Regions from separate parts of the Mus musculus genome. Here all the other regions are linked to region 2. A link is a loop called in an ENCODE intact Hi-C map of the cell type or tissue named here. Cell type or tissue: heart. All regions are shown on one strand. Region 1 holds the start of Rab37 (RAB37, member RAS oncogene family). Region 2 has its middle 22 kb from the start of Cd300e. Region 3 overlaps Slc9a3r1 (solute carrier family 9 (sodium/hydrogen exchanger), member 3 regulator 1).

What was found. Peaks named below come from ENCODE experiments on the same cell type or tissue, not always from the same donor. Only the 100,000 strongest peaks of a DNase experiment are listed, where the experiment ranks them.
Region 1: a loop joins it to region 2, with 10 times the contacts of the local background. A loop is called at or near these places in 36 of 42 quality-filtered maps.
Region 3: it touches region 2 in a loop (9-fold over the local background); 6 of 42 quality-filtered maps call a loop at or near these places.

What each region holds. Positions count from the first base shown.
Region 1 is chr11:115,150,402-115,158,401 of GRCm38, reverse strand. Rab37 (RAB37, member RAS oncogene family) reads right to left here and starts at 4,224. Exons shown (of 9, transcript NM_021411.4): 1 at 4,111-4,224; 2 at 1,365-1,475; 3 at 410-451. The coding sequence starts at 4,203. In heart, a CTCF peak has its summit at 4,585 (motif pointing right); DNase peaks (open chromatin) are centred at 311, 4,461 and 6,181; H3K4me3 peaks cover 2,088 bases; H3K27ac peaks cover 2,300 bases; H3K27me3 peaks cover 4,195 bases.
Region 2 is chr11:115,080,402-115,088,401 of GRCm38, reverse strand. No RefSeq gene overlaps it. Among named protein-coding and RNA genes, the nearest start is that of Cd300e, 22 kb to the right of the region's middle. In heart, a CTCF peak has its summit at 7,350; a DNase peak (open chromatin) is centred at 4,861; H3K27me3 peaks cover 3,167 bases.
Region 3 is chr11:115,178,802-115,186,801 of GRCm38, reverse strand. It overlaps Slc9a3r1 (solute carrier family 9 (sodium/hydrogen exchanger), member 3 regulator 1), which reads right to left. Exons shown (of 6, transcript NM_012030.2): 4 at 7,712-7,752; 5 at 6,706-6,795; 6 at 5,624-6,487. The coding sequence ends at 6,293. Nat9 (N-acetyltransferase 9 (GCN5-related, putative)) reads left to right here. Exons shown (of 7, transcript NM_025400.4): 2 at 1-53; 3 at 1,686-1,795; 4 at 2,176-2,319; 5 at 3,118-3,177; 6 at 3,353-3,447; 7 at 3,537-3,973. The coding sequence ends at 3,776. Among named protein-coding and RNA genes, the nearest start is that of Nat9, 4.6 kb to the left of the region's middle. In heart, a CTCF peak has its summit at 4,286 (motif pointing right); DNase peaks (open chromatin) are centred at 1,641, 4,281 and 6,691; H3K4me3 peaks cover 545 bases; H3K27ac peaks cover 373 bases; H3K27me3 peaks cover 269 bases.

The DNA of each region.
Region 1 (8,000 bases), 70 kb before region 2:
GGGCCGGGGGGGAGCCGTTTCCTTCTTTGGGTTTCTCACAGTTCTCAAGGCTCCCCAGCATCTGACGACCTCTTAAATCGCCTTTCTGGGATCCTAAGCCTATTTACTGCTGTTTCCTCTTCTCCAGCCTAGGGGTTGGGGATCCTTAGCTCAGTAGAGACTCAGAAAACTGGGAGGGAGGGGGCCCGAGGGAGGCTGAGTCGGGCTGAGGGTACTTTGAGTCGCCTTTGATAGGAGAAAGGGTGCCTGGGAACTGCTTTTTCTGCAGATATCAAACAAAGAAAAGCAGTTTCCTCTCATGGGCCCCACAGGAAGTTACCCCAGGCTGAGGCCAGGGCTGCAGGCCTGTGGTTCAGGTTGAGAGGCAAGCAAGCACGAGCCCCTCCTCCGCCCCAGCTTCTGCTTGTACCTGAAGCTTCACCCTGGCACCATCCACTGTCACCACTTTATTCTGAAAGAGAAAAGGGCAGAGGGTCGGGATGGGATGGGAGGGGAGGGGAGGCTGGCCCCCAGAGTTCTGCCAATTTCCTGTCCCAGTCAGTGGGGCATTGTGGTGAGCCTGAGACATCTTCAGCCAACAGAGCAGTGGGGACCTGCTCGAAGATCCCTCCATCCATTCTTCTCCTAACCTAGCGAGGCAGCGAGAACCTTCAAACCTGCCTGGTCCTCTGTTGGACTCAGCAGGCAGCACAGGGAGGGTGTGCGAGGCTCTGCCCCTTCCCTGCTTCAATCTCTGTCTCTCAGGGTTCACCTTTAGTGATGAGGCACCCATTAGCATCCCGAGGCCTTCTGAGGCTTGACCATCTTTCCCCATAGTTCTCTCCATGAAGCCTCAGCACTCAGTTCACTGGGAGAAGCATGAAGCTTCTGTAGGCTCACCTGCTAGGGCTAGGCCCTTTCCCTCTGGGATCCTTTGATATATAGTACTCAGTGGTCCCTCTTGCACACTGATATAGAGATCTTAGATACCTGGGGATGGGGAGTGGGATGGGAGACAGCCCTGAGATCTGTTGCCTTTGAATCCAGACCTTCAGCTACTTGGCAATTGCTTCTTGAAAACTGACCTTGACAGAAGAGCCCAGTTCAGATGACCACTAGAAAGGGGCTCTCTGGACTTAAGACCATGAAGCTACCTTGTTTTGGGGACATTATCCAAGAGCTGAGAAGAAGGTGGGCAAGGTGCCAGCCCTACCCAGACTCCTTTGACCTAGCCATCTCTGTGGTCCTGGTGGGAGCGCCTTTGGGGCCTTCCAGGCAGTAAGCCCCAGGTGCCCTCAGGATTCAAAGCAGACAAGGAGAGAGCATCCTTCTTGAGCCTGAGCTGTAGCCCAGCTCACTGCAGGAGGAGCCTGCAGCCACCTCACCCTGAAGTCTATGCCGACGGTGGCTATGAAGGTTCCGGACAGGAAGGCCCCGTCTTTGAATTGGATCAGGAAACAGGTTTTGCCGACGCCCGAGTCTCCAAGAAGCATCACCTAGGAGATGGGGGCAGAGGCAGTTAATAGCAACTGGAGGGGGGAGAAGGGGTCTTCTGAGATTTCAGATGCCCCAGAGAGGGTCAGAGAAGGAGAGATGGGTGGAGAAGGATGTCAGCAGGACAGAGGGACACTTGCCTCCAGTGAGCCTGTCCCTGTCATCACCATGCCTCTCTCCCCCAGTCTCCTTGCCTCAGCCTCTGAGGTTCTCCCTCTGAGCTTCTTGTACTAGTCAATGTCCTTGAAGCTGAGCTGAGACCTCCAAAGTACTTGGAGATCCCCAGAGAACTTCACATTCCGTTGGTCTATACCTTGGATATATATTTGCCCATTGCTGGCCAGTGCAGAGACTACTGATGCTGAGTGTATGCTCAGGTGGGTGGGTCTCCCACACAGGGAAAAGGACCTCTCCTCCCGTAGCCTACCAAGACTTGACAGGTGGGTGGGAACATGGTGGTTCGGGTCCTTCATCCCAGCATTTGAGAGGCAGAGGCAGGCAGATCTCTGAGTTCAAGGACTAGCTAAGGCTAAATAACCAGCCCCCCCCCCCCATCTTTAAAAGAAGAAAGAGAAGACTTGATGGGCAGGACACTCTCTTTAAATTACTATTGTTTGAGTTTCCTTTTGGGTCAGACAATTATTTGGAAGTGTCTAATGAGGGCTTACGCTCATAATAGGCTTGCAGGAATTAGGGAAGACTGGAATTTATTCTGAGATGGGGAGCCAGCTTGTCTGAAGTTTTTAGCAGAAACCTCCCAAGAGGGACAAATGGCTGTGAACTGGCATCTTTGGGTCACTGTGGAGAACATGCAGGTATGGTAGAGGGAGTTCTCTGCTCAGTCATCTTGGAGAACGGAGGTGTAGACTCAACACTGGAATGTTCCCAGCCGTCTGGTTAGACTGCTAATAAGGTTGGAATTGCTCAGGGCTCTCTGAACTTGATAGCGGAGCCACAAAGCTAAAAAGCTTTTCTTCCTTAGCTATGGGGTCTTGGGCCTGATTAGTTGATTGTGGGGCAGAGATGTCAGAGTGGGTCGGAAAGGAAGGGATGCAAGGCTGAGTTCCCGAATTATAAAAACCCTACTGTGTGCTTTGGGGAAATTTTCATCGGCTTGCCCACCATAGTAGGAGGAAAGTGGGGGTGGGGTGGGGGAGTGGGGCTCGTTCCTTTGCAGCCTTTCTGGAGCTTGTCAATGACTAACGACAAGATTGATGGGGACCACTTAAGAAGAGTGCCCAAGACCCCAGACCTAAGGTGCTCCAAGGATCTTTTCTCATCATGCTCTTTTCCCACAGCTACAGACTCAGGACTGGGCCAAGCCTGGCAGGCTGGGGGTCAGCTATTTTGCAGGTGCTCCCAGCAGGCACTCTGATGGCTCTGGGGCCCCAGCCATACAGGGGGAGGGAGGGAGGGAGGCAGGCGAATACCGGTATTTGTGTACTTTACAGATCACAGCTGCCTTGAGCAAATGATGCAGCCGGTCACCCAGCCCATCAAGTCCACCAAACACAAACAGCTGCTCAGCCTTGCCACCTCCTAGGTAAACAGCTCAGTTGTCCTGCAGGGCTAGGAGGTCAGGAGATCCCCATCAGCCTGGGGGTGGGGGCTGGCCATCAGCAACTCCCCTCCCCTGAGGACTTAGAGCCCCATTTCCTGCCACAAGCCCACACAGGACGCCTATCTCAACGTCTCTGGGTGGGTAGGCTGGCTGACTGGCTTCCCCTGAAACCCTAGGGGGTGGAGATGTGAAGCTCCTAGTGAGAGTGAGATCTGGTGTTTGAGAGGAACCAAGACCCTGAAAGAGGCAGGTACCCTTCAAGACCAGGCATCACTTCTACCTGGCATAGCTCTTACTTCTCTCTCCTAAACCCTGTAGAAAAATAGTGCAAGAGGCTGGCTGGCTCAGCATCTCTTTTTAGAGTTCCATGTACTTGCTTAAGCCAAGGACACCAATAAGAGAGGTGGTGACAGACATCCTTTTATTCAGGGCATTCCTGCAGAATGTATGCACCCCAGAGAGTTGCCTTTAAGGTCGTCGGGGGGCCGGGCGGGGGGAGGGGGAGAGTGGGCCATGGTCACTAATTGCCATGTTCTTTCTCAGCTTCTGAAAATTCCCAAGTGGACTTGTAGGCTGGCTACATGCAGCCTGGGGTGTTGGGAAGGAGCTGTGAGTCTATGTCTGGAGGCAGTGGGGAGGGGAAGGGTGGGATGTACCGCTGAGTGGGGACCCAAAGCACTGCACGCCTGTGACAGGTGTCACTTTTTGAGGCTTAGCTCAAAAAGGGCATTAACCTTGAGATGCCTCTGAAGGCGGGGATGCCCTGTCTGTGTCTTCAGAGAGTCCCTGTCTCCCAGTATTCCAAAGTGTGGCAGAAGGAACTGGGTTTTTGTTCCTAGGGTGGGGGAGTCTTAGTCTTTCAGATCTGCCTTACCCCATGCCCTCCGAGGTCAGCCTAGAACCCTAGAGACTGGGATGAGCCCAGGGGTTATGCCCCAGACCAGAGACCCAGCTGACACTTCCAGAAGAGGGGTGTAGACAGGGAAGGACAGGGTCCTAAGGCAAAGGACATCGGGAGGGATGTCCCTAAGTGCCGGCCTGGGGGGTCCCCAGCACTGAGCGCAGAGCCCACCCACCTTGCCGGTGAGATCGTAGTTCGGGCTGAAGGGCGGGGAGCGCTCAGGGGCCTCGCCATCCCCAGCGGTAGCAGCTCCTGGTGTGCCAGTCATGTCCCCGGACAGTCAGAGGTGAGCCCGGCTCGAAGCAAGCGAGGGAGAGCGAGGAACCGCCCTGCCCTAGGCTCCGCCCACTCCTCCCTCCCCATCCACCAACCGGCTCGGACCCTGATAGACTCCTCCCTCCGTCCCGCCATCCCCTCGACGACGCCAGCCAGGACGTCTGAGACTCGCAGAATGCACACCCTAGGGAGTGGCAGTCCCCCTGAGAGACATTAGCCTAGTTTAGTGCTCTTACAGCACGGAATGAGTCCTGCTACAGGACCAGCCCATTAAGGTCGCAGTGGTGAAGTTAGATTGCCATCGAGGCTGCGGACCCGGGAGACCCAGCTAGCTGCGGAAGGTGTGGGGCTTGGTTTCCTACTGCGGCAATGCAGTGGCCAGCAGGGCGCGCCCGAGCTCCAGCCAGTTGACAGTCCGGTACTTACCTGCAGGCAAGAAGCTGGGGACGTCCCTGAACAATGTTGGACAGGAAGTTGCATTCTGAGACTAGCACCCAAGCGGTTCTGATAGACCTCAGCTCATCTGAGCCTACTTTTTCACCGACACTCACCTTGGAGCGCACTGACCATCTGGGGAGCTCCTGGGTGGTGCTAACACTTGGAGCTCTTTGCCATGTTTCTCCCTCATTTGTTAGTCTAAGCCCCTGATGTCCTCCCACCACGGGAAGGTGAGCTCTTGAAGCCCATCTTTCCAAGGGGACAAGATAGGGCCAACATTATTCAGGGAAGGCCTAGGCCTAGCCACCGAGTGGGTGCCACAGGAATTCATGAAGTCGTGGGTCGTTTTGAGCTGTTTCTAGTACAGCCCAGGAACCCTGCAGCTCCGGATGACGGGGGATATGGAGAATCTGGGGTTGCACATACCAGGGTTCAGTAGCTTGTGGGCCAACTTTTCAACATCTCAACGCTGTATAGAAAGGAACAGGATGCGGGGACTGGATGCGGGGTGTAGGAAGGGGGTTGGGCCCCTCAACTTTTTAGGTGAGGGCAGTGAGGGCTGGCTTTGGGGTGACTATGACTTGGGAAATGGCTGTGTACATCAGCAGGAACTATTTCATGACAGCTGAGAGGAGATCCCGGAGCCTGGATGGAGGTGACTTTGTCGAGGTGGGAATTGGAGAGGGGTAGTGGCTTGCCCCTTGCTCACCGTCCACTGAAAACTAATGTTGTGGGGGTACATCGTGTCCCCCAAGAGATATGCTGAAGTCCTAGGCACTGGTACCCAAAATGTGTGTGGCCTTCCTTGGCAACAGGAACATTAGAGATGTAGGTTAGAACTGGGCCATACTGGAATAGGGGTTCCGTGATGGTTAATACTGATCATTAACTTGGCAGGCCCTAGAGTCATGCTGTGAGGGAATATCTTAATTAGGTTGACCGAGGTGGGAAGACCCACTCCAGAGGAGGGCAGCATGAAAAGGAAGAGATCACACCTCTTGTTCTCTGTTGCTTGTTTGAGGTTAGCTGCCTCAGGCTCCTGCTGCTGGGGCTTCCCCCGTCTCGATGGAATCTAACCAAACTTCCCTTCTTCACACGCTGTTTGTGTCCGGGTATTTTATCACAGCAACGGGAAAATTAACTGAGACAAGCCCCTAACCCAGTGTGACTGTGTGATGGGGAAAGGTTTAAAGCAAATGGCTAGAAGACAGCCTCGTGAAGCCAGAGGTAGAGACAGGAATATTTGATGACTCCAAGGAACAGGGACGATGCCCGGAGCTAAGAGAAGCTGGGAAGCGGTAGGGAGAATTCGACTGGGATACTACTGACCCCTTGGTTTGGGACTTTGGTGTGTGTTGTTGGCTCCATTATTATTTTGGGAGGAGGCAAAGGCTTCAGAGGTTAGGGCTTAGCTGGTGTTAGGGATTGGTTCTAACGCTGTCTCAATTCAATTCGGCTCCCAAAGGCAGAGGTCCCAGACCTTCTGTCTCCGCCCCCAGCTGGATTTGATTGGCATTAAAGGATTGCTTTACAGCCAATGGCTGGGCAGGTAAACTGAGGTGGGCGGGACCTGGGGGATTTGTGAGGGCCGGCAGCCAGGGAGAAAACTGGAGATGATCTAGCGAGATGGGTCAGATTTAGAGCTGCAGAAGGAGAAACCGTCCAAAATGTAAGTGGGAAGGGAAAGCAGCCCTAGGGGAGGGGCCCAGAAGGTAACAGGGCAGCGAAGAGAGAACCCAGATTCAGAAGGCGTTGAGTCAGGAGTACCGGAGGGAAATGTATGCTAGCTGGGCGGAGGATCAGAACTGCCCAGCCTTTGAGCTAGTCAAGACATATCAAAAATAAGCTAATGTGTGCGTGTGTGTGTGTTCTTTTCGCGAATCCAGAAGGCTCTGCTTGTAAGCACGCAACTGTCTGGGAGCCAAAGTGGTTTAGCTAAGCTTGCCACTACAGCTGGAGCTAAGCTACTGGTCACATATACTTGCTTACACTTGCCTTAGAGGAATGGGTTTGGGATGGAGCAACCCAGGCACCTCCAGAGACGACAGAGATAAAATCATTCTTACAGAGAACCGGGGAGAGTTCAGTCCTTTTTCTGGGCAATGCTTGTTAGCAACTCTGGGTTATGTTCCCTGGGCCTGCAGCATGCAGGCAGTCAAGTATGGATGAGCCATGCTTTGTCCCCTGAGATGCTGTAATATCCTGTGGTGTGTTCAAGGGCAGTCCTGAGACAGACAGAAGCACGAGGGCCTTAAGGACCTTCAGAGTGGGGCTGTGTAGAAGAGACGCTCACGCAAGGGCAGGGAATCATAAGATGTAGCCTTCAGGACAGAGGGAATGATCTAGAACATACCACCAAGGCTTTCTGACCTCTGCGCTGATACTGTGTGCATGCCCCAACAACCTGAGTCTCTCCCATAGCTGCTTACATCTCACGTCTTACCACAGTCACACACTCTGACACCGACACTGTAACACAGCCATGCCTCACATGCACACCTCACACAATCCCTTAACATACAAGCTTCATATCACAAACACACACTAGATTGCATGTCATGAAACATCATTACACTCATCTCCTGTCGTAGCACAAGCATACCATGTCTTACACGACTCCCAGACACAGGCCCCCCACTTCACTCCAGACAGGTGCTTGTCTCTCAGCACATGGAAACCACAGACATAATTTGCATTCCACCACGAGCTCATAAAATACATCAATGCCCACATGCCCTCAAATTGACCCCATAACTCACATCCTCAACGGATGCCCCAATCACTCTCAAATATAAAACACTATAAATTACCCAACCTCTTTCATGTCCCCCAGATGCGAAGTGCACATGCACACCACATTACCCTCCAACCAGAAACTCTCACCCTACTGTGCTAGAGGACACTCACACTCCTGATAGAGGGAGAGCCAGTGACACCGGCATCTCTCCTTCCTGTTTAGAGGCACATCTGAGTTCTTCCCAGACATGCAGGTGGACTGAAGAGAACCCCAGGGCTGTGAAGCACCCAGCCCACTGACTGCAGGGTCCAGATGTGGAGGGAAGACTAGGGTAGAGGCTGGAGCAACAAAGTTGACGCTCAGGTTTTTCAAACCATGGTGCAAAGATCACTCACAGCACAGCACCCAGGCTGTACTGGCTAGTTTTGTGTCAACTTGACACAGCTGGAGTTATCACAGAGAAAGGAGCTTCAGTTGCGGAAATGCCTCCATGAGATCCAACTGTACGGCATTTTCTCAATTAGTGATCAAGGGGGAAAGGCCCCTTGTGGGTGGGACCATCTCTAGGCTGGTAGTCTTGGGTTCTATAAGAGAGCAGGCTGAGCAAGCCAGGA
Region 2 (8,000 bases):
TGTGACTTGGCTATTTTTGTTCTTTTTGTATCATACCCCGCATCCACTCTCTTTGCCCTTTTCCTCCTTCCTCTGGAATGTTCCAGCTTGGGGAGAAAAAACTCTATTTCATCTTGTACTTCCATTATGGGGAGATGAAGGCAGGAACCTGGAGACTGGATCCCAAGCAGAGACCACAGAATAACAGGGTTTTTAGCTTGCTTCCCCCGCTTTGTTCAGCTGCCTGCCTGCCTGCTTTCCTTCCTCCCTCCCTCCCTCCCTTCCTTCCTTCCTTCCTTCCTTCCTTCCTCCCTTCCTTCCTTCCTTCCTTCCTTCCCTCTCAGCCCCCTTCTCTTCCTCCCCCCTCTTCCTTCCTTCCTTCCTTCCTTTCTTTCTTTCTTTCTTTCTTTCTTTCTTTCTTTCTTTCTTTCTTTCTTTCTTCTTTTGGTTTCTTTTTGATATAGGGTTTCTTTGTGTGTGTACATGTGTGTGCATGTGTGTATGCACACATGTGTGTGCTTGTGTGTGTGTGCATGTGTACATGTGTGTGCTTGTGTGTGTGCATGTGTACACATGTGTGTGCTTGTGTGTGTGTGTGTGTGCTTGTGTGTGCATGTGTACATGTGTGTGTGAGAGCATTTGCATGTTGTGTGTGTGTCTGTAGTTTCTGTGTCTATGTGTGGTCACTCTGGTACACATGTAGAGGCAGAGGACACATTTGTGGTGCTGATTCTCTCTCCACCATGTGGGTTCCAGGAATTGAACTCAGGTTGTTGGGCTTGGCCACAAGCACCTCTGTCCTCTGCGCCATCTCACTGTCCCTCATGCATTGCTTTGTTAATAGTAGATCCTTTTTCTTGAGTCTCCTGGGTGTGAGACAGTGCATTGATACCCCATTCCTCTTTTCCTCTCTTTCCCCCTCTCTATTTCTTCCCCACCCTATATCAATAGGCATGATTCTGGAAAACTATTGGTTTTTAAATGATTTTATATTTGCAGAAGAATTGCATAGATGTTACAGTCAGATTTTGACACCTCAAACTCTGTGTCTGTCACTATTAGTGTCCTAGGGGACCTTTCTTGTGTCAATATGTCATGATGCTGATAAGACATGGTACCAGTAAGTCATGGTGCTGATATGTCATGGTGCTGATATGTCATGGTGCAGATATGTCATGGTGCTGATATGTCATGGTGCAGATATGTCTTGGCATTAATATATCATGACGCTGATATGAGGGAGTTGGACTCCCTAGGACTGGAGTTATGGATGAGTGCCATGTGGTGCTGGGGACTAAACCCACAGAACTCGTTTCTCTGCGAGAGGAGCTTTTAATTGCTGCTCTGTCTCTTCAGCCCTCCACATTTTTTAAGTGATAGAGTTAGTGTTTTAGAAAAGAAAAGAGTAGTAAACGCTCCCACGGGTAAAAGTAGACATCTGAGCTGGGAAAAGACAGATGCTCAAAAGGTCCACTGCAGTATTTACTTTAGGGAGTGCTTTTACATTTTTGATCCCTAGGGTTCTCAGAGCTCATATAAATCTATTGAAGTCCGTGCCTTTTTTTTTTTCCTCCATATTCTGCTGGGTGAACAGTAGACCCCGCCAAATTGAAAATACCATCTCTCCAGTTTGAAGATGAAATGTCCCCCCCTTTGGCTCATGTTTGAATATTTGTTTCCTTAGGCAGTGGTGTCATTTTGGAAGGTTCTGGAACTTTTAAGAGGGGGACTTTCTCTGGATGAAGTGGCATCACTGGGAGCACACCTCATGGGTTTATGGCCCAGCTTTGCTTCCTGTCTGCCCTCTGCTTCCTGTTCTGCCAGAATATGGAGAGTTCTAGCTGCACGCTCAGTGGGGTGGCACCATGCTTTCCCCTCCATGATTGATCGCATCTCCTTAAACCGTGAGCCCAACAAGCCCTTGCTTCCTGGAGTTGCTTCTCGACAGAAAAGGAACCAAGAGAGCCTTCTGTCCTGGAAACTCTGAGTAAAATCGTTTACTGCCTCTTAGTGGTTGCTACCATTTTCTGAGGTTCTCAGGTATCAGGTGCTGCGCCCCCTGGATGGCTCCTTTCTTGTCTGTGCCAGTCACTTGTGCATTGCTGTGACAAAGTGTCCATCACAAGCAACGGAAGCAGGGGAGGTCTGTCTCAAAGCTCTTTGGTCCTTGGCTCCATCAATCCTGGAAATCTATGGCAGAACATTATGGCATTGGGAGCGTGTGGACTCGCCTTGTGATAGGAAGCAAAGAAGAAGGAAGGAGCTTGGAATCAGGAGTCGTTTCCAGAATCACAGCCATGAGAATCCTACTTCCTCTGACCAAGTTCTACTCTAGCTTTCACAGGCACACATATGTACAAGTGTGCATACATGATACACAAAACACAGACACACAAACAAACACACATACACATAGACAGACACACATACAGACACAAAAAGACCAGATACACACACATAAATATAGAAAGACCAGATGCACACACACACACAGACATGAACACACACACATACACACATGCGCACACATACATACATATGCACATACACACAAGTGTGCATACATGATACACAACACACAGACACACAAACATACACATACATATAGATACACACAGACACCCATGCACATGTATGTGCACACACACAAACACAGAAACCATGCACACATGAACTTGTACACACACAAACACACACATACACATGTACACATATGCGCACATATGTGCACACATACACACATGCACATATACAGAAACCATACATACACATATACAGACACACACACATGAACATGCACACACACAGACACACTCACAAACACACGCAGATATATACACACACATGGACACAAACATGCATATACACACACAGACACACGCAGACACACACATATACACAAATGTCCATACATGACACACAACACACAGATATACAAACACACACATACACATAGACACACAGACACATAGACACACAGAAACCAGACACACACCCCCATCTGAATGTATCCATATCCAGAATACTATTCTTGAGCTTTTAAACTGTGTCTGACATGGAGATTAAGCAGCAGGTGCATTCTGGGTCATTAAGGAATTGTGCCTGAACCATGCTGATAAACGTCAGGCTGGCAACCTGCTAAGTCCAATGGTCAAGGCTCATTGGGAACTCCATGATAAACTCCACGGGGCTTTCATGCTGCAGAAAGCCTTGTGGCTCGGAGATGGGATGGCGTTCTGGCAGTTTCTCTACCTTCTGGAGGGGCTTGTACAGGTCCATGGCTAAGTTCCACGATAGTGAGGGCCGCACGGGAGGGGCAGGGTCCTCCACCGCAGCCTGTCCTCCCTGGTGGGAATGGAGGCTATGGGTCGGGTTGACCCAGAGAAAACAATGGTGACTACGGCTCCTTCCCGGGAGCTGTGAGAGGCTCATTCCCCATTCATCCACTCACCCCTGGCCAGGCCTCTGCCAGCGCTCATGCTACACAGACAAAAGAGCCACAGTTCCTGCCTCTGACAGACGGCAGTGCGCTCCACGTGACTGACAGGTAGGGCTGCTCATCCCACGTGACAAGGGCCGTCGGGGAAGGAGATGAGATAGCATAAGCAGCTACAACCCGAACGTTGGACCCATCTCGACCTGCCCTTTACTGAGTGTGCAGCTTGGTTTGCTCTTTTGCCAGGCTCATCTCCACGTGACTTTTTTATGGTTATTGTGGAAATTAAATGAAGGATGCTTAGACACATTGGCACGGAGTCTGCCCCATTGTGTGTGCTCCATCTGGGCATTGTCATTGGGAACAATATGGATTTAGTGTGACAGAAGGCTAGAGCAAGGAGGTGAGACTCAGAGAAGGCTCACCGAGGACAGGGTCACCTTGCATCTCTCTTCATCCTTGAGAAAGGCCCCAAGTGGTACTCATCTATAATCCTAGCACTTAGGACATTAGGGCGAGATAGCTGTGAGTTTGAGGTCAGCCTGGGCTATATAGTGAAGGAGAGGAGGGAGGGAGGGAGAAAGAGGGAGAAGGACAGACAGAGGGAGGGAGAGCAGAGAGAGACAGATAGAGGGGGTAGAGAGACAGAGACAGAAAAAGAGAGAGGACAGAGAGAGGGAGGGAGATCAGAGAGAGAGCGACAGAGAGACAGAGAGAGAGAGAGAGTCAGTCACTTAGGTCACTTTCCAGGACACGGGCTGCCACATGGTTATTGTCCCTTGTCTTCCCCCTTAGCACATGCTTTCCAGAGAATCAGGGATGAATAATGAATGAACCATGTACTGTGGCAATCACGTGCCAGGCTCTTTTGCCTGTTTAATGGATCTAACTTAATCTCACTCAGTAACCTGCTGGTAACGATACCATTCCCAGCTCAGAGCTGCATAATGAGACCCGAGGGCAGCAAGTGCCACAAAGTTCACGCAGCGGGCTCATTGGGTCAGCAGCCCCTGAGCCATGCTGGCCCAGGTAGAGCTGCGTTGCCACCGTCCATCCTGCCAGGGCGTTCCTCATGAAGAGTCACAGCTCACACCCAGTTCAGACTGTGAAAGTGTATTCAGAGCTTCTTAGCTCTGCTCCTTAGTTGAAAACTTCCCACCACGGGGACTTTTTCAGGTTCGGCTCGGCTCAGCTCGACTCGGTTTGTAATCCCATCGGAAGGGTCAGGGTCTCAGAGCTAAGAGGGCTCACCACTCCAGAGTGGTACAGGAAGCATCTAATGACTCCATCGTGAGTCACATTTACTTCAACATCCTGACTATGAAGACAGCCCCCTGGCTGGGACTCCAGGAGCCTCTCTGGTCCCTCCACAGTTGGCCCCTCAGCTGTTCCCCCTTTCCCAAGAGTTTCCTCTACATTCAAGGGGTTCCGCCACAGAGTGTGAAGCGCTCCATGACTCACTGCTGCCACCTAGTGGACATTTGTCTTCAGCAGCGTCTCCAGGCAACTTTAATGTTGAGAATGGACAAACTCACAGTCCCTAAGAGAAGGGGATATTCAGAGCACAACAGGATAGCAGGTAAAGTCAAAGCTTACTTACAACCCTTTAGATCCCTCCTGCACCATTCCTTCACTGTGTGGTGGAAGAGCCTGGTCCAAGGACTCAAGTTCTCTTTACTGAGCACATTTTAGCAAACCATTCTACACTACAGTGAATTCGGGTCACAGCCACGTTCTATTTGAAAAAGTTTAGGGCTGGAGAGGTCACTCAGTGGTTAATAGCACATACTGTTCTCAAAAAGGACTTGGGCTCCATTCCCAGCCCACCAGCACTCTAACTCCAGTTCTGGGGGGGGGGGCGGGGAGGGGGTGAGGCCGGCGGGATCTGATGCCTCTGGCATCTTCTGGCACCTGTGTGTATATGCATGCGCCCACCTTCCACACATACACACATATATACATAATTAAAAATAGAACATATCTTAAAAGGTTCTTGTCACAAAGAATTCCAGGTGAGAGAGTTCATAATCCCGCACTGTGTGTGACAAATATTCTAACATCACATTGCTTCCCTATAAACGTATCCTCTAAAAATAAGTCAGGGTCAGAAATACATCTTAGCAAGTAAAAAAAAAGTGCTTAGCAGGTAAAACTCCCAGACGTGGTCCTCTGACTTCCACATGTGCATTGTGGCATGATCCCGCCCCCTGAACACTCCCAAATTAAGTAAAATGTAATAGAAAATGTTAAAGTAAAAATGTGTTTAGTTCAGAGAAGTTGTCTGTGATCGATCACTTTCTGGGATTTTGAATATGCATATTGCCTATTGGGGAGGAATTTGCTCTTTAAGCGTCAGTTTTGACTGTTGATAATAATACAGATGACCCCTCCCTTACACACCCCTCCCCCCAGACCGCAGCAGCTGCCAGGGCACAGGCAAGAGATTCTCTGCAAGGGAGGCATCATGTTTTTGCAGCTCTCTCTTTGTTGAAGTCACACCTCACTTGGCCATGATCCTTTTCCAGCGGCCTCTCCCACCCAGCCTGCCACCTGCTTACAGGGATCTGATTTCAGCCATTTTCCAAAAAGAGACAGAAGGTGCTCCCAGGTCCTCCAGGCTGTCTGTCCCCAGCCCCGAGGTGTACAGTTGAATGAAGACTGGGAGAGGGTAACTCAATCCCTCTATCCAAAGGGTCCGTTTATTAAGTTCTCAGCTCAGTTTTCTTTAAGATGGAACTCGGGGTATAGCGAATCAGACTGGACTATGGTTGAACTAAATTGATATCTGGCTCATTTATCATTCATGAATAAATGACATTCATTCATTCATTCATTCATTCATTCATTCATTCTTCCATCCCAGTGCCACAGGAGCACAGAAGAACCCTAAGGAACCTAGTGGTGAGCTGCTTTAGCCATATGCTCATCCCAATTCGATGATCGCCTGGAGGAACAACCATCTCCCTTCCTTTTTTTATGCACGTGTGCACGCATGATTATTTTGAAACAGGGTCTCTCTGTGTAGCCCTGGCTGTCCTGGAACTTGTTCTGCAGAACAATCTGGGCTCAAACTTACAGAGATCCACCTGCCTCTGCCTCTTGACTCCTAGAATTAAAGGTGTGTACCACCATCACCTAGTTGCTTTTTTTGGTCTTTAATTTCTTATTGTAATAATAATAATAATAATAATGATAATAATAATTTGATGCAGGGTTTCTCTGTGTAGCCCTGGCTGTACTGGAACTCATTTTGTAGACCAGGTTGGCCTCAAACTCAGAGATCCACCTGCCTCTGCCTCCGGAGTGCTAAGATTAAAGGTGTTAAAGTTTTTTAAATTTTATTTATGTGTTTCTGGGGAGAGGTGTGTGCCTGGCACATGTGAGTGCAGATGCCCCTGGAGTCCAGAAGGGGGCGCTTGATCTCCTGGAGCTGGAGTAACGGGCACTCCAGAACTGCCTGACTTGGATGCTGGGAACCAAACTGTTTTCCAGAGTAGCACACACTCTTAGTACCTGGTCTCTTTTCTCTTTTGAAACAGGGTCTCACACTGTAGCCCAGGCTAGCCTCAACTTCATTGCAATCCTCCTGTCTCAGCTTCCCAGGTGATGGGATTACAGGCATGAACGACCATGCTCGGCTTCCTTGGTACTTTGACTTAAAATCACCTCCTAGACTCTCTTGTTTTGCCAATGTTGCTGCAGTTTACGGCTCCAAGGGCTGCTTGGTAGCGTTGAGCTGAACGAATACACCACAAATGCTCATTCATTCTCCCCTCCAAGGACGCATGGCGCCTCCTGGTTTTTGTTTGTTGCAAACAGCACCGCTGTGAACCTTCACACACAAGCTTCCTGTCGTCCACGTATGAGAAGTCCACTTTGTCTCTACATCTGAGAGTCCTTTATTCAAAGCCAGCTGCAAGTGCTGCCACAGTGTGGTAATGATGAAGAACTGCAGGCCCGAGAGATGGCTCAGCAGTTAAGAACATTTGCTACTCTTGCAGACGACCAAGGTTCCAGTGCCTGTGTTGTGCAGCTCACAGCTGCCTGTAACTCTGGCTCCCGGGACCCGAAGCTCTATTCTGGTTTCCACGGGCTCCTGGACACATGTGCGTATACCACTCCCTTACCACATACGTGTATACATACGCATATTTAAGAGCACAATAAATTGGTCCTGGAGAAATGGCTAACTAATTGTGAGTGCTCACAACTCACACACGGGACCTGGGTTCTGTCCTCAGCATTTACATCAGCATCAGGCAGGTTGCAACCCCTGTAACTCTAGTTCCAGGAGACCTGATGCCTTTTTCTGCCCTCTGTGAGCACCTGCAGTATGAACTGCACATAAACTCATGCAGACATAAATATATAAATAAAAATAGATGCTGAAAAAAATAAGATCGGGGGCTGGAGAGTTGGCTCAGCAGTTCAGAACACTGGCTGCTCTTCCAGAGGTCCTGAGTTCATTTCCCAGAAACCACATGGTGGCTCACAACCATCTGTAATGGAATCCAATGCCCTCTTCTGGTGAGTCTGAAGACAGTGACAGTGTACTCATATACATAAAATAAATAAATTAATCTTT
Region 3 (8,000 bases), 98 kb before region 2:
CTAGTGGGCAAGAAGGTGGTCCTGGTACCCTACACCTCCGAGCATGTGCCCAGGTAACTAACTCATTACCCGACTGGTTGTAGCGTGGAGGGCAATTGGAAACAGGGTGCCTTAATCTAGGAGCCTGTCTTGTTTAACAAACGTCACTTGTGTGGTGCTGTACACCTTTGATTCTGGCCCAACACTTGGGAGACAGAGGCAGGTCCATCTCTTCCGTGAGATTGAGGCTAGCCTGGGCAATATAATAAGTTCCAGGCCAGCTAGGGATACTTAATGAGACTGTGACTCAAAGTGGGGGGTTGGGGGTGGGAATTACATGCAGGAGGAATAAAGCTGAAGTGGAGGGCTCATTTTTCATTTATTTTCCTTGTCATCCATCTCTCTGCTTTCTTTTTGGCTTTTCAATGAGGGATTACATCATCTAGATGTGTGTGTAACAAAAAAACAAAGCCATGTCTTCTTCCCTCGTTCTAAATTACTTATGGCGTTCCCTGGTATCCTCTGGAGACTTAACGTGTGCTTGTCCCAGATGTTGAATTCATTATTTTGATGCCTACTGTTTAAAGGCCAGAAGTGAGATTCAGGGACTCTTTGTGAGGTTAGTTGGCAAACATCTGACAGATTGAGAAGCTGGCTCTGTAGGGGACAATAGTTTTGCATTGGGGAGATCTGTCACCCTGCCTTGTAGAGGTCTCCTCAGCCCTCTTTGCTGGGCTGGACTGGCATACCCTTACCCTCAGGAACTGGGGGAGTGTTTGGTTTTATATTACCTGGGTGGGAAGCTGGGCCCCTAGAGCTACCCTCTCTGCTGCTGCCTGAGAAAAGAACCTACCTTTCCTGCCTACCCATACCCACTTCACCTCAGAAAGCACAAACTCAGACTTTTTGTGGTTTTTCTTTTTCTTTTTTTGAGTGGGGTATTTTTTTAATCGATTATATATTAACTGAATACCTACAATGTTTTTGTTTTTATCCCCCCCCCCCCCCCCGAGATAGGGTTTCTCTGTTTCTCTGTGTAGCCCTGGCTGTCCTGGAACTCACTTTGTAGACCATGCTGGCCTCGAACTCAGAAATCCACCTGTCTCTGCCTCCCAAGTGCTGGGATCAAAGGCGTGCGCCACCACTGCCCAGCTACAATGTGTTTAGACATAGAGTGAAAATGACTAACGTCCTTACTTCCACAGCACTTATCCTGTGTGGGCAAAACCAGAAAAGAGCGGATGTCACATCCGTATTTTATTTTATTTTTAAATTTATGTATATTTATTTAGAGACAGGGACTCACTGGGTAGTCCTGGCTGGCCTAGAACTATGTAGGCTATAGAAAGAGACCTACCTGCCTTTGCCTCCCTGGTGCTGGGACTAAAGCATGCGCCACCACACCCAGTGTCAGATTCTTGTTTGTTTGTACCTTATACTTCATTGCTGCTTGGATATTGTAGTGTTGAGAGCCTGGCATAGAATACTCCCAAACAGAGCTTAAACACTTCCTCCTCTTCCTGTTCATTTGCTTTGAAGAAAGGGTCTCCTAGAACGCAGGGTAGCTTTGAACGGGCTGCTCCTCCTGGCTCCACCCCCCTGGGTGCTGAGCCTCCAGGCCTGTCCCTCCACACCCAGGAAGCCCAGTGCTGTTGAGTCAGTATCTCTCATCTAAGGCAGGCCTTTGCCCCTCCCCACCCCTGCAGATACCACGAGTGGATGAAGTCAGAAGAACTGCGGCATCTGACAGCCTCAGAGCAGCTGACCCTACAGCAGGAGTATGAGATGCAGTGTAGCTGGTGTGAAGATGAAGACAGTGAGGAGGCCCCCACCCCCACCCCAGGCAGCCTCCACCCTCCCTTTCTCTCACTCCTCAGCTGCTGCCCCTCCGGGGGCGTCACTAAGCTACGATGGTGACAAGTTTGGAGGTTGCTCATACTTGAACCGCTTAAAGTGAAGTGATCCCTGCGGCTGACTCCTTTTTCCTGGGCTTGGAGGGATGTAGAGAAAATAAAGCAGTTTGATTTCTAGCTGTTTGTTTAGGCCCTGCTGTCCCCTCCCTTGCTGTGTGTGGCCTGGTAGAGGTCCTCCTACCCTTCGGGTTCCTTGTTCCTTTGAGTACAGATGTCTTGGAGAAGGCTGTTTTCCACTTCAGATCAAGTCTGCAGGTGCTAACCCTGTTGCCTCTGCCCTCAGAGTGCACCTTCATTGTGCTGGATGCAGAGAAATGGCAGGCCCAGCCTCGGCCCCCTGAAGAGAGCTGCATGGTGGGAGATGTGAACCTCTTCCTCACAGACCTTGAAGACCCCACCTTGGGGGAGATCGAGGTCATGATTGCAGGTTTGTCTCACCAGGTTCCCACAGAACCTCAGAGAGCTTACTGGGTGCCCAGGGCTGGCTCAGTCAGCTGTCGTCAGCTAGCGCTGGATGGTGGCTGATTGTCCCCCTGTCCCACATTTAGCACGGTGACTAACCCTTGGGTTCATCACTTTCTTCCATATGCCTTGGTGTGACCCTAACCTTTAGCCTGGGTGTGTGTGTGTGTGTGTGTGTGTGCACGTGCGCGCACTCTCGAATGCACCAGAGGACAATTTTGGCTTCTGTTTCTCACATACCATCAACCTTTTTAAGTCTTCGTTTTTTTTTTTTGTTAAGACAGGGTTTCTGACCAGCTTGGAAGTTGCCAAGTGGGCCAGGCTAGCTGGCTGTGCCTCCCCAGTCCAGGGCTCCCAGTCTATGCCACCACACCTAGCTTTTTCACATGGATTCTGGGCATCAAAGCCATCTTCCCCACCCGTAGCCCCACCCGTTTGTCATCTTCACAGCTCCACCTGTCCCTTGCTTGGGAGGAGATCCTCCACAGAGCAACAATTCAGGAGACGTCCTGCCGTGCTGTGCAGGAGCCCTGTCTGCTTGTGCGTCCTTGGTCCTTAGCTTCTGCCAAGAGCTCCCTGGTGAAAGGAGCAGGGTTCAGATTGCTGGGAGCCTCGTGTGCCCTGCCACTTCTGTGTGCCTGCCTTTCCCGGGCAGAATGCTAACAGTGGAGTTTTGGTAAATTAGTGAGCCAGTACCTGTCAGGTATGCACACCAGAGCCTGGTGTCCAGTACCAGGCACAGTGAGTGTGCTCTTTCTCCTAGAGCCTAGCTACAGGCGGCAGGGACTTGGCACTGAGGCGTCTCTCCTGATCATGTCCTACGGTAAGACAGACAGAACTGACCACATGGGTAGAGGTGGGCAGAGCTCAGCTGAACCTCTGGGGGTGGTGGGGGAAACAGCAGATGACAAGCCCCCAACTGCAGACTGGGACCAGAGGCTAGAAGAGTAGAGCTTTTACTGTGTTCTTCTCCCCTCCCCGCCCCCCTGTAACTGGAGGTGTGACGAAGTTAGGTCTGACCAAGTTTGAGGCCAAAATCGGGCAAGAAAATGAACCTAGCATCCGGATGTTCCAGAAACTTCACTTTAAGCAGGTCAGGGCATCATTGGTGGGGAGGCCTAGGGAAGCAGGGCTGTTGGTGTTGGGGTGGTACTCAGTAGGTCTGCTCTCTGGCTTCTACAGGTGGCTATGAGCAACGTCTTCCAGGAGGTGACACTCAGGCTGGCAGTGAGCGAGCCAGAGCGGAAGTGGATTCTAGAGCAGACGAGCCACATGGAAGAGAGACCCTACAGGACCAGGAAGGCCGAGCCTGTGACAGCCACCCTGAGCGAGCAGAAGAGTTGGAACTGCCCACTCCCAAGGCCAGACGGCTGCATGGGAGACACAAGTGCAGTCTCTTCAGTCTGCGCCAGGCTCTCCTGAGCCAGCCATGGCCTCCCCTGGTTAGCAGTGGTCAAGAACACTCGCCAACTCCGAGCCACACACTGACCCTGACTGCACAGGAAGGGGTGGCTGGAGCCCATCAAAAGTCAGGGTGGAGGTGGGGACTGGAACGGATGGATGTGGAGAGCCAGCCTTCCCTGGGGCCCTGGCTGAGTAAAGCACTCGTTTGGGCAGCTTCCCTTGTTTGTTCACCCACCCTCCCCCTGGGGAAGGGGAGGGCAGGGGCAGTCGGTCCTGTCAGCAGGTCAGACAGGTGATGTGGTGAAGGAGTGGGTTGGCCCCTCTGCCCAGCATCCTTGGGACCAGACAGGTCTGAGGGAAGAGCGACTTCTGAATATAGCTCCGTGTATCTGGGGAGCATCCCTGTCAGAGAGGCCTGGAGCCTGCGGCAGGTGAGAGAAACTGAAGGCCACTCTCAGCCCCTCCCTCAAGTACGAGTACTTCAGGCTCTTCCGTTCAGCTATCACCCTCGCCTCTGGGCAGCTGCACTGAACCTGGTCACTAGGGGGCAGCAGAGGCACGGTTTCGGGATGGCCAGACTGTTGGCAAAGTTCTTTAGGCTCTGGCGAAGGGTGTCATCCCCCCCAATCCCCCTTTGTTATCTGAAGAAGTGAGGAAGAAAGGCCAGGCATGATTTCAAAACAGCTGACAGAGTGCATTTGTGAGAGATGGCTCCGGATAAGGTTACTGCCGAGATCTCCCAGCACCCCCAGTCCTGGCTTCTTACCTGAGACTGCAGGGAAAAAAACTGCTCTCCATATCTCCTGAATTTGAAGTGGAGCTTGTTACGGGTTCCCTTTGGACTCTACTCCAGACCTTAGCCAGGAGTTCTGGTCTAGCTTAGAGTCAAAGGTCCCCCAAGGTTTCTCCACCCAGCAGGTGAGATAGGGAGGGGTTCCTCCAAGCCCTGAAGGGCAGTACTTAGGCCTGTTACACCAGCCTGGGGACCTCCACCTGGGGTCAAAGGGTTCTTAGAAGTGTGGGTGGATGAGGGAGGCCAGAGCTGGCCGAGCAGGCAGGCACAGGATGACAGGTACTGTGATAAAGGCTCCGGATGGGCTCTTGTAAGGAATCCAGACCTTAATGCTAAGATGGCCAGATAGTCACTGGCCCTTCTCCCAACCCAGAGCTCCAGGGCTTCTCAGCCAGTTCCTCTTTACTTGTTCCTTCAGACCAGCGACCTGGTTTCGGGTGGTCTTCCTGTAGAATAGGTGAACGGGAAGTGGCCTGGGCCACACTCCCTTTTTCTTGAACACCGGTCCTAGGACCTCCTGGCCCTGCAGCCTGGGCCCTCAAAAGCCTCTTGACAGAGAGGCAGTCTATTTCCCTTTGCAAAGTCCCTCCTATCCCACCTTGCCACACAATGTGTCCGGAGGCTAAGTGGTCTACTCTTCTGTGCTGGATCAGTCAGGCCATTGGGAGACACAGGTGTCTGGGGCAGGCTCAGATCACTGAAAATCTACACCCTTGGGGGATGAGAGGGAGAATAGAGGGTGAATACACAGGGCGGGGATGGGGAGAGTCAAGTCCTCAAATCCCGGACGCAGCTTTGCACTAAGATTCCACTTGTCGTGTCCAAGAACTCTCCTGTCACCCTCCTCTTCCCAGAGTCCCTATAAGCATCCCTACCGTTCCACACCCCAGGGCGCACTGACTCGCAGACTCGGGCCTAGTGGACCCCAGAGTCATTCAAGCCTGTGGTGGCCGGATCCCTAGATGGGTGTCCAGGAGCGCATCCTGCCTCTGCCTGGGAAGTCATTACCCACACTACCCGCCGCGTGCGAGGCTGGAAAGCAAAGAGACAAAGGAGGACACAGAGGCTTGAGCGCTTTGAAGGAACCAGTGAATTTCTGAAGGCATTTCCTTACAGTGGTGGCACCTGGCTCAGGGCGGGCAGCCTGGGGAAAGCCTGGCTGCCCAGGTCTCTCAGGGTGAGAGTAGAAATAACATTTTAAGGATGAGGCCATTGCCATGCCCTGGGTACAACGACCAGGAAAATCACAAGAATCATGAAAACGAGAACTCTAAAATCTCAATACTACACTCTTTAAAAAAAAAAATCAAATGAACCCAAGATGCCAAGCCAAAGCTCCGAGGACCTGGGCACCCTGTCCATTGTGCACAGTGGCTGTGGCTGCTGTAGACAGTCCCTGGTCAACCTTGGACTTGGTCATCACACGTAGTTGAGGGAAGACTTCTTGTCTGGTCCAAAGGTCCTTGTTTAGTGCGGGTTCCAGTGATGCTCTAGGCAGACTGGTGAGGGGACACTTTGGTAGGAAGAAGCCCTCAGGGAAGTGTAGGGAGACAGGACAAACATTCTCCTTCCCTAAGGTGAGGGAAGAACAGGATTCTAGAAAAATCAGATTTGTCAGGAAGTGGGGTGGGTGCTGATGCTGATCTGAATGTTGATTGGTGGGCACCTGGGGAGAAGGGAAGGGGAGCTAGGTAGGGTGGGCAGCCCCACCCTCTAGCACAAGCCCACGGAGGTGGGATGCTCAGAGGTTGCTGAAGAGTTCATTTTTCTTGCTCCAGTCCATCTGCGGGGCCCTCTTGCTACTGCGCTTCTGGTGGGCCCTCTCTTTAGCCACAGCCAAGGAGATGTTGAGGTCCAAGATGGGGTCAGAGGAGGAGGAGGAGGTAGATGAGGGCTCTGTGGAAACTTGTCTCTTGGGGCTGTCTTGGGAATTTAGCTGTAAAGAAGAGGAAGGAGTCAAATTGTCCACCCGAGGGATCCCCAGTCCTTGGCATCAGAGAAGTGGATTAGATCCCTTGGAGCAATGGCCAGGGTAGTCAGGTCACAAGAACAAACTGCACCTCAGCACATGACCTCAAGGGCAGGCTAGTGTGCCAGGAACCAGAGTATCCTGGAAATGGCTTCCCGTAACCAACCCCCATGGGGCCAGCCTACCTCCTCACTGGTATCGCTGGAGGCAGATCTTGCCAGGGCTGGCCTGGGGCTCTCTGAAGCTGGCTCCACCAGGGCTTCACGGCTGCTCTCCTGGCACAGAGAGGAGAAAATATGTGTTGGCAGGGAATGGGAAAGGAAACTCCCGAGGAGAGAAGGGTCCTCGCTCAGGCCTTGGCCATCCATCCAGATTCCAGATTTACACTACTGCATTCCTAAAAGGATTGGGGCAGCCTGGTTCCATCCATCACCTAGGCAGGGGCGGAGAACTGCTGCCCGCTCATCCTCCCCAGCACTCCTGAGCACTGACTCACTTGGACCAGTGACCCAGGAGGGGCTTCCTGGAGCACAGGGCTACCTGGGTCCTTCCTCTCTGTTTGGTGTGAAGAACATCTATGATCCCTTAACTCCAAAGTAGCCAACCAGGGTCTTTGAGAGAGAAGATAGATCGGGTGTTCTAGAACATGGATGGGGCGGCAGCAGGCTGGGATCATGGCTGGATTCTTGCCTCCACCAGGTCTCCTGATGAGGAGCCTTTCAGCAGATCCTGCCCACTCCCGGCTCCATGGTCTGATTCTGAGACAGCCCATGCCTGAGTAGAGGTTTTGGCTGGGGTGTTGAGCCTGGCACTCAGCCCCTTCCTGGGTCCTTCCACGGCCTCGGCTGGCTCCCAGCCTCACCCCCTTCCCCTCTGCCCGAGGAGGAGGGGTTGGAAGTAGTAGGACCAGCAGCCAGACACTGAGGTTCTGTTCTTAGGGGAAAGAATGGCCTCTTCTGTATGGTGGGAGTTGGAGGCGGGGGCTGCAGAGGGGCCCCAGGCTAGCCTTTCCCAAGTGACAGCTTTGCCCCCTGACAGGGGCTGGGGTACTCTGGCAGGCCTAAGGCTCGAAACTCAGGAAGAATTTGGAACTGGTCCCCGATGTGTGAGCCTAAGCCAGTCTCTCATCTGTGCCACCACTTGCCCTGTCCCTACAGAGATGTGGGGGTAGTGGGTTAGGGGACCCCTTACCTTCTGTATCTCTCCATTGCTGAAGGGCTCAGGCAAGGGGCCTAGATGAGGGAGAGAGCAAAGGTCAGCTCAGAAAGTTTGCAGGAGGAGAACAGAGGAGGTTGGACTCCAGACTTCATACCGGAGGCCAGTGGCTACAACTTTTTTGGCTGCAACCCAGTGCGTGTACATTTGACATTTTGATGACCCAGTACACAGAAAGACTTGTTTGATAATTTCAGAAAACAAGACACCCCCACCTCCATAACACTACCATGCAATACCTTACTTGCAACTAAAACTTATTTTT